2 separate regions of the Homo sapiens genome follow, and region 2 is linked to region 1. Evidence: read pairs that join two places in POLR2A ChIA-PET (ENCODE). Cell type or tissue: OCI-LY7. All regions are shown on one strand. Links, peaks and the distances in the headings refer to the core of each region. The heading gives the core; the rest is flanking DNA. Region 1 overlaps MYH14 (myosin heavy chain 14). Region 2 overlaps EMC10 (ER membrane protein complex subunit 10).

Region 1 (4,380 bases), core at 121-4,120:
CAGGAGTTCGAGACCAGCCTGGGCAACATAGTGAGACCCCATCTTCAGAAAAAAAAAAATTTTAATTAGCCAGGTATGCTGGCATGTGCCTGTAGTCCCAGCTACTCAGGGGACTGAGGAAGGAGGATCCCTTGAGCCTGGGAGGTCGAGGCTGCAATGAGCTGTGATTGTGCCACTGCACTCTAGCCTGGGCAACAAAGTGAGATCCTGTCTCAAAATAATAATAATAATACCCAGTACTTTGGGAGGCCGAGGCGGGCAGATCACCTGAAGTCAGAAGTTCGAGACCGGCCTCACCAACATGGAGAAACCCTGTCTCTACTAAAAAAAAAAAAAAAAAAACACAAAATTAGCCGGGCGTGATGGCGCATGCCTGTAATCCCAGCTACTCGAGAGGCTGAGGCAGGAGAATCACTTGAACCCGGGAGGCAGAGGTTGTGATGAGCTGAGACCGCGCCATTGCGTTCCAGCCTGGGCAGCGAGAGTGAAACTCCATCTCCAATAATAATAATAATAATTCACTCATTTAAGATGTGCAATTCAATGGATTTTGGTATATTCACAGAGTGGTATGGCCATCACCATAATCTAATTTTGGACCATTTTCATTATCCCAAAAAGAAAATCCTATACCCTTTAGCTATCATCCCCCACTTCTCCCCCACCCCACCCAGGGAACCACTAATCTCCTTTCTGTCTTTACTGATCTCCCATTCTGGAGATCTTATATAAATGGAATCCTACTATATATGGGTGGCCTTTGTGGCTGCCTTCTTTTACTTAACATAACGGTTTCAAGATTCATCTGTGTTGCAGCTCGTAGCATAATTCCTTTTTTATTTTTTAATTTTTAAAACACCAGCTGGGTGCAGTGGCTCATGCCTGTAATCCCAGCACTTTGGCAGCGGAGGCGGGTGGGTCACCTGAGGTCAGGAGTTCAAGACCAGCTGCCTGACCAACATGGTGAAACTTCGTCTCTACTAAAAATACAAAATTAGCCGGGTGTGGTGGCGCATGCCTGTAATCCTAGCTACTTGGGAGGCTAAGGCAGGAGAATCACTTGCACCTGGGAGGCGGAGGTTGCAGTGAGCCGAGATTGCACCATTGCGCTCTAGCCTGGGCAACAAGAGTGAAACTCTGTCTCAAAAAAACCCCAAAAAACAACAGCACGCAATAGATCCATATACCTTTCTATTGCCGAATAATGCCCGTTGTATGGATATTCCACATTTGTTTATCCATTCGTTTATTGATGGACATTGGGGCTGTTCCCGCCTCTTGGCGATGGTGAGTAATGCCACTGAGAACATTCCGGTACGAGTTTCTGCATAGACCTATGCGTTCATTTCTTTTGGGTATGCACCTAGGAGCGGGATTGTTGGGTCATGTGGGAACCCTATGTTTAAGCATCTGTGGATCTGCCAGACTGTTTTCCACGGCAGCTGTAACATTTCACATTCCTGCCAGTGTGGTAGAGAGTTGAGGCAGATGGGGTCACTGGGTGGAAGCCACGATTGGAGGGCTTCATTCCCGTCCCTTCCCTGCAGGCTGAACTGGAGAATGTGTCTGGGGCGCTGAACGAGGCTGAGTCCAAAACCATCCGTCTTAGCAAGGAGCTGAGCAGCACAGAAGCCCAGCTGCACGATGCCCAGGTGACCCTGCCTGCCCTTCGGCTCCACCGTCACCCTCCCCTCCTTGTCCTCCCAGCCACACCTGACATTGCCGTCTCCTCCATCTACAGGAGCTGCTGCAGGAGGAGACCAGGGCGAAATTGGCCTTGGGGTCCCGGGTGCGAGCCATGGAGGCTGAGGCAGCCGGGCTGCGTGAGCAGCTGGAGGAGGAGGCAGCTGCCAGGGAACGGGCGGGCCGTGAACTGCAGACTGCCCAGGCCCAGGTGAGCAGCCCTACGTAAGACCTTCAGGGAGGCACAGCCCCCCTCACTGCTCCTCCTGGGTTCCCCAGCTCAGGGATGGCCATGCTGCCCACCTTCTCATAGGCCAGACCCATGGGTGCCTTTCTCATCTCTGACTCCCCCTTACCCCCCACAGCCCATGCCCAGCCCTGGCTGTCCTGACCCCTGACTCTCAGCCTCATCCCTTGTCCCAGCTCCAGCTCAGCCCCAGCTCCAGTGCCGTCCTCTCCCATCTAGATCCTCCTCTTGGCCTCTGGGCCTCCAGCCTCTCCCCTAACAGCTCATCCCCTGCACAGCCCCAGAAGCTTCTTTCTTTACCTGGAGCTGACCCTGTCCCTCCTCTGCTCACAGCTCTCCCACGCCTCCCCAGTACTCCTAGACAAAGTCCATGCCTCTCAGTCAGGCATTGAGGCCCTGCAATCTCTGGTCCTTCCTCTGCCTTTAGCTGTATTCATCTCTATCTCTACTTTCCTATTTTATTTGAAAAAAACCTTTTATTTTTCCAGACTTAGCATTAGGCTCCCCTGTGGGAAGTTTCCTGACCCGTCTTCTCTTTCTCCTCTGTCCCAACTCCAGTCACCTTGGGCTGGGACTGTCTCTGCCCATGAGTCTCCCCACCAGACTGAGAGCCCCTTCAAACTAGAATCCCATCAGAGTTAGATCCAGGTCTGTAGCACAGCCTGATATAGGGCCTGATGTATGGTAGGCGTTGAGAAATGCCTATTGAATGAATGAGTGATGGTACGTGCCTGCAGATATCCTTCAACTGGCAGACTTCTATGCATACTTCAAGACCCATCTCAAATGCTCCTCCTTCAGGAAGTTTCTCCTGAATGTTCTAAACAGATTCTGGGCACTTCCTGTGGACCTCCATAGCTCCCATACTGCTACCTTAACCCCTATCACCCTGGCTGTGACTCTGTGTCTCCCCCAGCAGCCGAGGGGCTCCCCAGGAAAGACTCCAGGTCTGATTCACCTCTGCATCTTGGAGGGAGTAATTTTAATTCCCTGGAAGAACTAGGGCTCATAGTATTCACAACTTCACACCACTCAGAGGCAGAAGAGCCCAGCAGAATGACCCCTTTCCCTCTTCAGGCCTCAGTCTCTTCATCCTGGAAATGGAGCACCACCAGCTTACACCTTGGTCACTCATGGCCGTGACCACCAACCACCCTCTCTCTCCTCCCCTCAGCTTTCCGAGTGGCGGCGGCGCCAGGAGGAGGAGGCAGGGGCACTGGAGGCAGGGGAGGAGGCACGGCGCCGGGCAGCCCGGGAGGCCGAGGCCCTGACCCAGCGCCTGGCAGAAAAGACAGAGACCGTGGATCGGCTGGAGCGGGGCCGCCGCCGGCTGCAGCAGGAGCTGGACGACGCCACCATGGACCTGGAGCAGCAGCGGCAGCTTGTGAGCACCCTGGAGAAGAAGCAGCGCAAGTTTGACCAGGTGGGGCACCTCAGTTCACCCAGCCGGGGAATCAGCAAGTCCATCTACGCTTCCCATGGTCGTTGTGAGGAACCAGTAATCCGTGCTGTCACGGCTCAACTAGGCAGTTGTAGTGGACCAGGAAGCAAGACCCTTCTTTGCTCTGGGCCTCTGTAAAATAGGACATCCCTCTGTCCTGATTCATGCCTCTTGCCACAGCATAATTCCTCGTAGCACCCACTTTTACTTTCAGAGCTGCCCTGGTTTTTGGATGACAAAATATACGAATACCTTCAGTACCCCAGAGATTGCTTATGAGAATTAAATCAAATAACTCATCTCACTTCTGCTGATTCACGGGGTACCTCAGGCAAGTTGCTTTTTCCATCTCAGCTTCAGTTCGCCCATCTGGAAAATGGCAATAATACCAAGCATCTGGCAGCCTGAGGATGAAATAAAAATCACAGAACCTTAGAGAGTTCAGATCAGGCAATCCTGAGGTTCAGATCCCAATTCGGCCTCTTGATGGCTGTGTGGCTTGGGCAAATTGCTCAACCTCTCTGTGCTTTATTTTATTCATTTAGAAAATGCAGTGTGAAGCTGGGCACTGTGGCTCATGCCTGTAATCCCAGCACTTTGGGAGGCCAAGGCGGGCGGATTGCCTGAGCTCAGGAGTTCACAACCAGCATGGGCAACACGGTGAAACCCCGTCTCTACTAAAATACAAAAAAATTAGCTGGGCATGGCGGTGTGCGCCTGTAATCCTAGCTACTCGGGAGGCTGAGGCAGGAGAATCACTTGAACTGGAAAGGCGGAGGTTGCAGTGAGCCAAGATCGTGCCACTGCACTCCGGCCTGGGTGATAGAGCAAGACTCCATCTCAAAAAAAAAATAAAAAATTAAAAAAAATTTTTTTAAATTGTCATTTCCCTGTAGGTGGTGCAGTATGTTTTTCTAGCTGACTTACGATTTCTCTCTTTATGTTTGGTTCTTAGTGGTTTGACTGTGATATGCCCAGCTGTGGGTTTTTTGTATTTATCCTGCTTTAG
Region 2 (4,380 bases), core at 290-4,289, 210 kb after region 1:
CTACTGATGCTTTTTGGGAAGTGTTCCCAACTTGGAGTCCTGGTCCCTGTGTCTGATCTGCAGATGTCTTCTACCCCGGCACTGGGGGAACATCTTATTTTTCCTGGGTTAAACATTGGGATCTTTATAAACCTGATTATGTCCTTTCCCTCTAAGTCTCGGTTGCTTTCAGGCTGGCAGGGTTACTCTGTTGGGTATTCCAGGAAATGCCTGAGCTCCTTCAGGCTCCCCTAGCGTTCTGTTCTTATTAAACTTTTCTTCCCCGTCTGGCCGGTCCTTGGGGAACCCACTCACTATTTTATTTTATTGACCGGGTTATCCAGGGATGAAGTATGAAACTCAAAAGATAGAGTAGGTTGGCCAGGCATAGTGATTCATGCTTGTAGTCCCAGCTGTTTGGGAGGCTGAGACAGGAGGATCGCTTGAGCCCCAGAGTTCGATGCTTCCTGAGCTGTGATTGAATCACTTTACTCCAGCCTGGGTGACAGAGTGAGACCCTGTCTCCAGAATAGACAAAAGATGCAGTGGAATCCACGTCCAGAAACTGTATGCTCACTCTGGGCTCCAGCACCCACTTCCCCTCCCTGGAGGCAGCCTGAGTTTTCTGTCCCCTGGTATGCTGCAGATACTCTCCACAGAAACAAGCAGATGCACATGTCAACAGTTTTGCAAGTGTTGCTCTTTTCCCCCACCTTCTTTTGACATAGCTGGGGCAGTTTCCATCTCTGGTATAAGGTGCCATCTTATTCCATCTCTGGTGTAAGAGTGTGTTGCTGGATTTGAGTAGTTCTAAGCAGCACTGCAGGAGTCCCCCTGTTCTGCTGCATCATTTTGCACACATATGTGTCTGTGGAAGACATGGCCCGGTGGGGCCCCACCTTGCTGGGGGAGAGGGATGTGTGTGTGATGGTGGTGCATGCTTCCCCCTTGCTACTCCAGGTGTCTGCCCCATCCCTTCACCCTGGAGGTTCCAGACAGCCCCTCTTCACCAGCGATTCCCCAACTCATCTCCAGCTCAGATCCCACCCCTGATCTCCAGACTCATGGCCCCAGCTGCCTCCTGGGCTCCTTCCCCAGGATGTGCCTCAGGGGCCACTAAAGGAGCCAGTGCCTCCCACCTGCCCGGATCGGGTGCTCCTCCAGGGATCTTTGTTCCAGTGAGTGGTGCCATCACCTGCCCAACCTCATGGACCAGAGCACTGCCCTGTCCCAATCACGTTCTCCTATGCACCACCATACCTACCCCTAAAGTTCTTCCTGGCCTCATCCCGTCACCTCTGTCTCCATGGCCTTGGTCCCAGCTCAAGCCTCGTCCTCTGCCACCTGGACCATCGGCCCAGCCTCCTCTTTGGCCTCCCAGCCCCCAACATCCCCCCCTCAGTCCATCCCCCTAATGGAGAGCTTCCTGACACTAGAGCTGACCTCACTACTCCCCTGCTCACAGCCCTCCGCGTGGCCTCTCACCTCCCCCAGGATAGAGTCCCAACCCATCCTTCTGTGTCTCCTCCTCTCTGTGTCCACTGTCCTGACCCTAACTCAATCCTCATTCTCTGCCTCCTGGACCCTCATCCTAGCCTCGTGACTTCTGGTCTAAGATGTGAGAGCACCTGGCAAGGTAAATGCTCCAGGAGGGGTTGCTCCCTCCCATTTCCTGCCACCAGAAAATGTTATCGGCTGCGTGGCATTGCGAAAGCCTTCCTCTTCCCAGCCTAGGGTTTCATGTGGGCATTTAGGTGCTCCCAGTACATAGTTGCATGGCAAACAATCCTAAAATATACAAGACTACATTTAGTATTTTGTAAAATTCTTTACTAACCCCAAATTGTCTACTGGAAACTATAGGCTCCTTTTTTTTTGGTGGGTGGGGGGCAGGTGTGTTTGTGGGATGGAGTTTCACTTGTCACCCAGGCTGGAGTGCAGTGGCTCAATTTTGGCTCAATGCAACCTCCACCTCCCAGGTTCAAGCAATTCTCTTGCCTCAGCCTCCTGAGTAGCTGGGATTACAACCGTGTGCCACCACACCCAGCCAATTTTTGTATTTTTAGTAGAGACCGGGTTTCACCATGTTGGCCAGGCTGGTCTTGAACTCCTGACCTCAAGCGATCCACCTTAGTCTCCTAAAGTGCTGGGATTACATGTGTGAGCCACCGCCCCTGGCCTCTGTAGGCTTCTTTAACCCATCAGAGAGACTCCCTGGTAAGGATTAGGGGCTAATTACTGGTGCCTCTTCAGCTGTCAGTCCATCCTCCTTTATTTGTACCCACCTTCCAGTCAGCAAGGCACAACAATGTTGTTACAAAGGAAACAAACTCAATTTGGCCCATTTCCTGGAAATGCAATCTCCCAAACAGGTTTGTGTGAACCAAATTCCATTTTCCTTTGTTTCCCATGTGCAGTCCCAGTTGCATTTCCATGGGAGCCAATCCACCCACCCATAGAATGACTTGAAAATGTGTGAAGTTCAGAAGTTTCATACCAAGAAGTTTGCTGAGCATGATGTTTGTATATTGATTAGGAGTAAAAATGTTCATTTTTACAAAATATTACAACTTCTCCCTCTCCCCTCCTTCCACCCAGTATCCCCTGTTCCTCCCCCAGGCATTCTGGTCACTGTTCCTTTTTGTTGAGATCATTCTCGGTGTCTCATATAGCTGGGTTGCAGCTCCGTTCTTTGCCAGGAGGTGGTAATAGAGGATTCCACGCACTCAGAATGCCTCAGGCCGGCGCCTGTGGCTTCTCTCAATGGAGGGAAGTGTCCTGCAGGGGGCGCTGTTGGTCCTTCAGGCAAGGTCGGGTTCCCTCGAAGTCTCTGTCTTAGCAGTTGCTGGTCTTCAGAAACATTGGGCACCAATTTTCTCATTTCTGAAATGGAATTCAGGTGAGGTCCCCTCAGTGCTGAGGTGCTTCATGTTGTCAGAGGAAGAGTTGGGAAGGGAGCGGAATGGAGCAGAAAGGCGTCATCCGCTGCTCACTGAGCTCAGATAGGAGGCCAGGGATCGGCAGATTCAGGAGCCCACTCCTGGCCAACCCCAGGGGCCCCACCCAGTCCTGTCCCTGCTCCTTACGTGCTGTGTATCTTTAGGCAAGTTGCTTCCTGTCTCTGAGCGTCGTCTTTGTTTCCGCCTTCCTGGGCCTACGGCAGGCCTGATTCCTCCAGGCAGTGTCCAGAGTTCCGGACAGATGGAAAAGGAAGAGAGAATGGGTGTCACAAAGGTCTGTCCACTCCTGGGCCTCAGGCTTGGGGGCCCTGCTCAGGGCTAGCCTGTTTGGGCCTCGGTATGGACTCCTGCCTCCTGGTCAGGACCTGGAAACCTGGGAGCAGGCAAGGCAGGAACAGGAGAGGGAGGCAAAGGCCCACCAGGCAGGGATGCAGGGGCCACCTGGAGACGGAGGAGACGGGGCTCCCGGGAGGGAGGCCAGTGGGAGTGAGAGCTTGAAGGAGAGAGAGCCAGGAGAGGAGACAGGTCCAGAGAGGAGGGAAAGGAAAGGACAGGGCAGAGACAGAGAAACCAGAGAGAGGGAAGGAAGAGAGACCCAAGGGGGAGAGACAGGGAAGGAAGAGGGAGGTGAGAAGAGGAAGAGGCAGATTCAGAGGAGAGAGGAGAGAAAAGAGGTGGAAATCAAACAGGAGAAAGAGGGAGGAGAGGAGGGAGGAGAGAGTGTAGGAAAAAAGCAGGAGGAAAGAGCCGGGCACGGTGGCTCACGCCTGTAATCCCAGCACTTTGGGAGGCCAAGGCAGGCAGATCACGAGGTGAGGAGATCGAGACCGTCCTGGCTAACACGGTGAAACCCTGTCTCTACTAAAAATACAAAAAAAAAATTAGCAGGGCATGGTGGCAGGCGCCTGTAGTCCCAGCTACTCGGGAGGCTGAGGCAGGAGAATGGCGTGAACCCTGGAGGCGGAGCTTGCAGTGAGCCGAGATTGCGCCACTGCACTCCAGCCTGGGCGACAGAGCGAGACTCCGTCTCAAAAAAAAAAAAAAAAAAAAAAAGAAAAGATGGCCAGAGCAGGAGGGGAGAGAGGAAGAGGGAGAAAGAAGGAAACAGTGTAGGGGGTCAGAAGTGGAAAGAGAAGAAAAAACAGAAGAGGAAAGAAAGACGAGGGGGTGAAAAAAGGGACAGGAAGGAAGAGAGGGAGAGGGTGGGTGCCATGGCTGGTGAGCTCGGAGAAGAGGGAAGCAGAGAAACGGGTGAAGGAGGGAGCGTCCTAGGGAGAAGTGGGTGGGGGAGAGGGTGTTGGGGGAGAAGAGGGTGGGGGAGAGGGGGCCCCGGGAGAGGGAGGGATGGAGGAGCGGGGAGCTCCAGCCAGAGAAGAGGAAAGAGAAAGGAGAGAGCTAGGAACTGGGAAGGAAAAGAGCTAGGAGGAGACCATGAGACAGA

Evidence for each region. ChIA-PET counts read pairs that join two places held together with the same protein. Peaks named below come from ENCODE experiments on the same cell type or tissue, not always from the same donor. Only the 100,000 strongest peaks of a DNase experiment are listed, where the experiment ranks them.
Region 2: POLR2A ChIA-PET joins it to region 1 with 5 read pairs; 2 of 35 experiments call an interaction of 5 or more read pairs at or near these places.

What each region holds. Positions count from the first base shown.
Region 1 is chr19:50,278,490-50,282,869 of GRCh38, forward strand. It overlaps MYH14 (myosin heavy chain 14), which reads left to right. Exons shown (of 43, transcript NM_001145809.2): 31 at 1,548-1,652; 32 at 1,742-1,894; 33 at 3,105-3,353. Among named protein-coding and RNA genes, the nearest start is that of KCNC3, 49 kb to the right of the region's middle. In OCI-LY7, for the core only: no CTCF peak of the experiment used is centred there; no DNase peak of the experiment used is centred there.
Region 2 is chr19:50,484,327-50,488,706 of GRCh38, forward strand. EMC10 (ER membrane protein complex subunit 10) reads left to right here. Exons shown (of 7, transcript NM_206538.4): 7 at 1-4,380. It overlaps MYREM (MYBPC2 cis regulating lncRNA enhancer of myogenesis), which reads right to left. Exons shown (of 2, transcript NR_186349.1): 1 at 3,066-4,380; 2 at 2,484-2,862. Among named protein-coding and RNA genes, the nearest start is that of MYREM, 2.4 kb to the right of the region's middle. In OCI-LY7, for the core only: CTCF peaks have their summits at 2,748 (motif pointing right) and 2,950; a DNase peak (open chromatin) is centred at 2,725.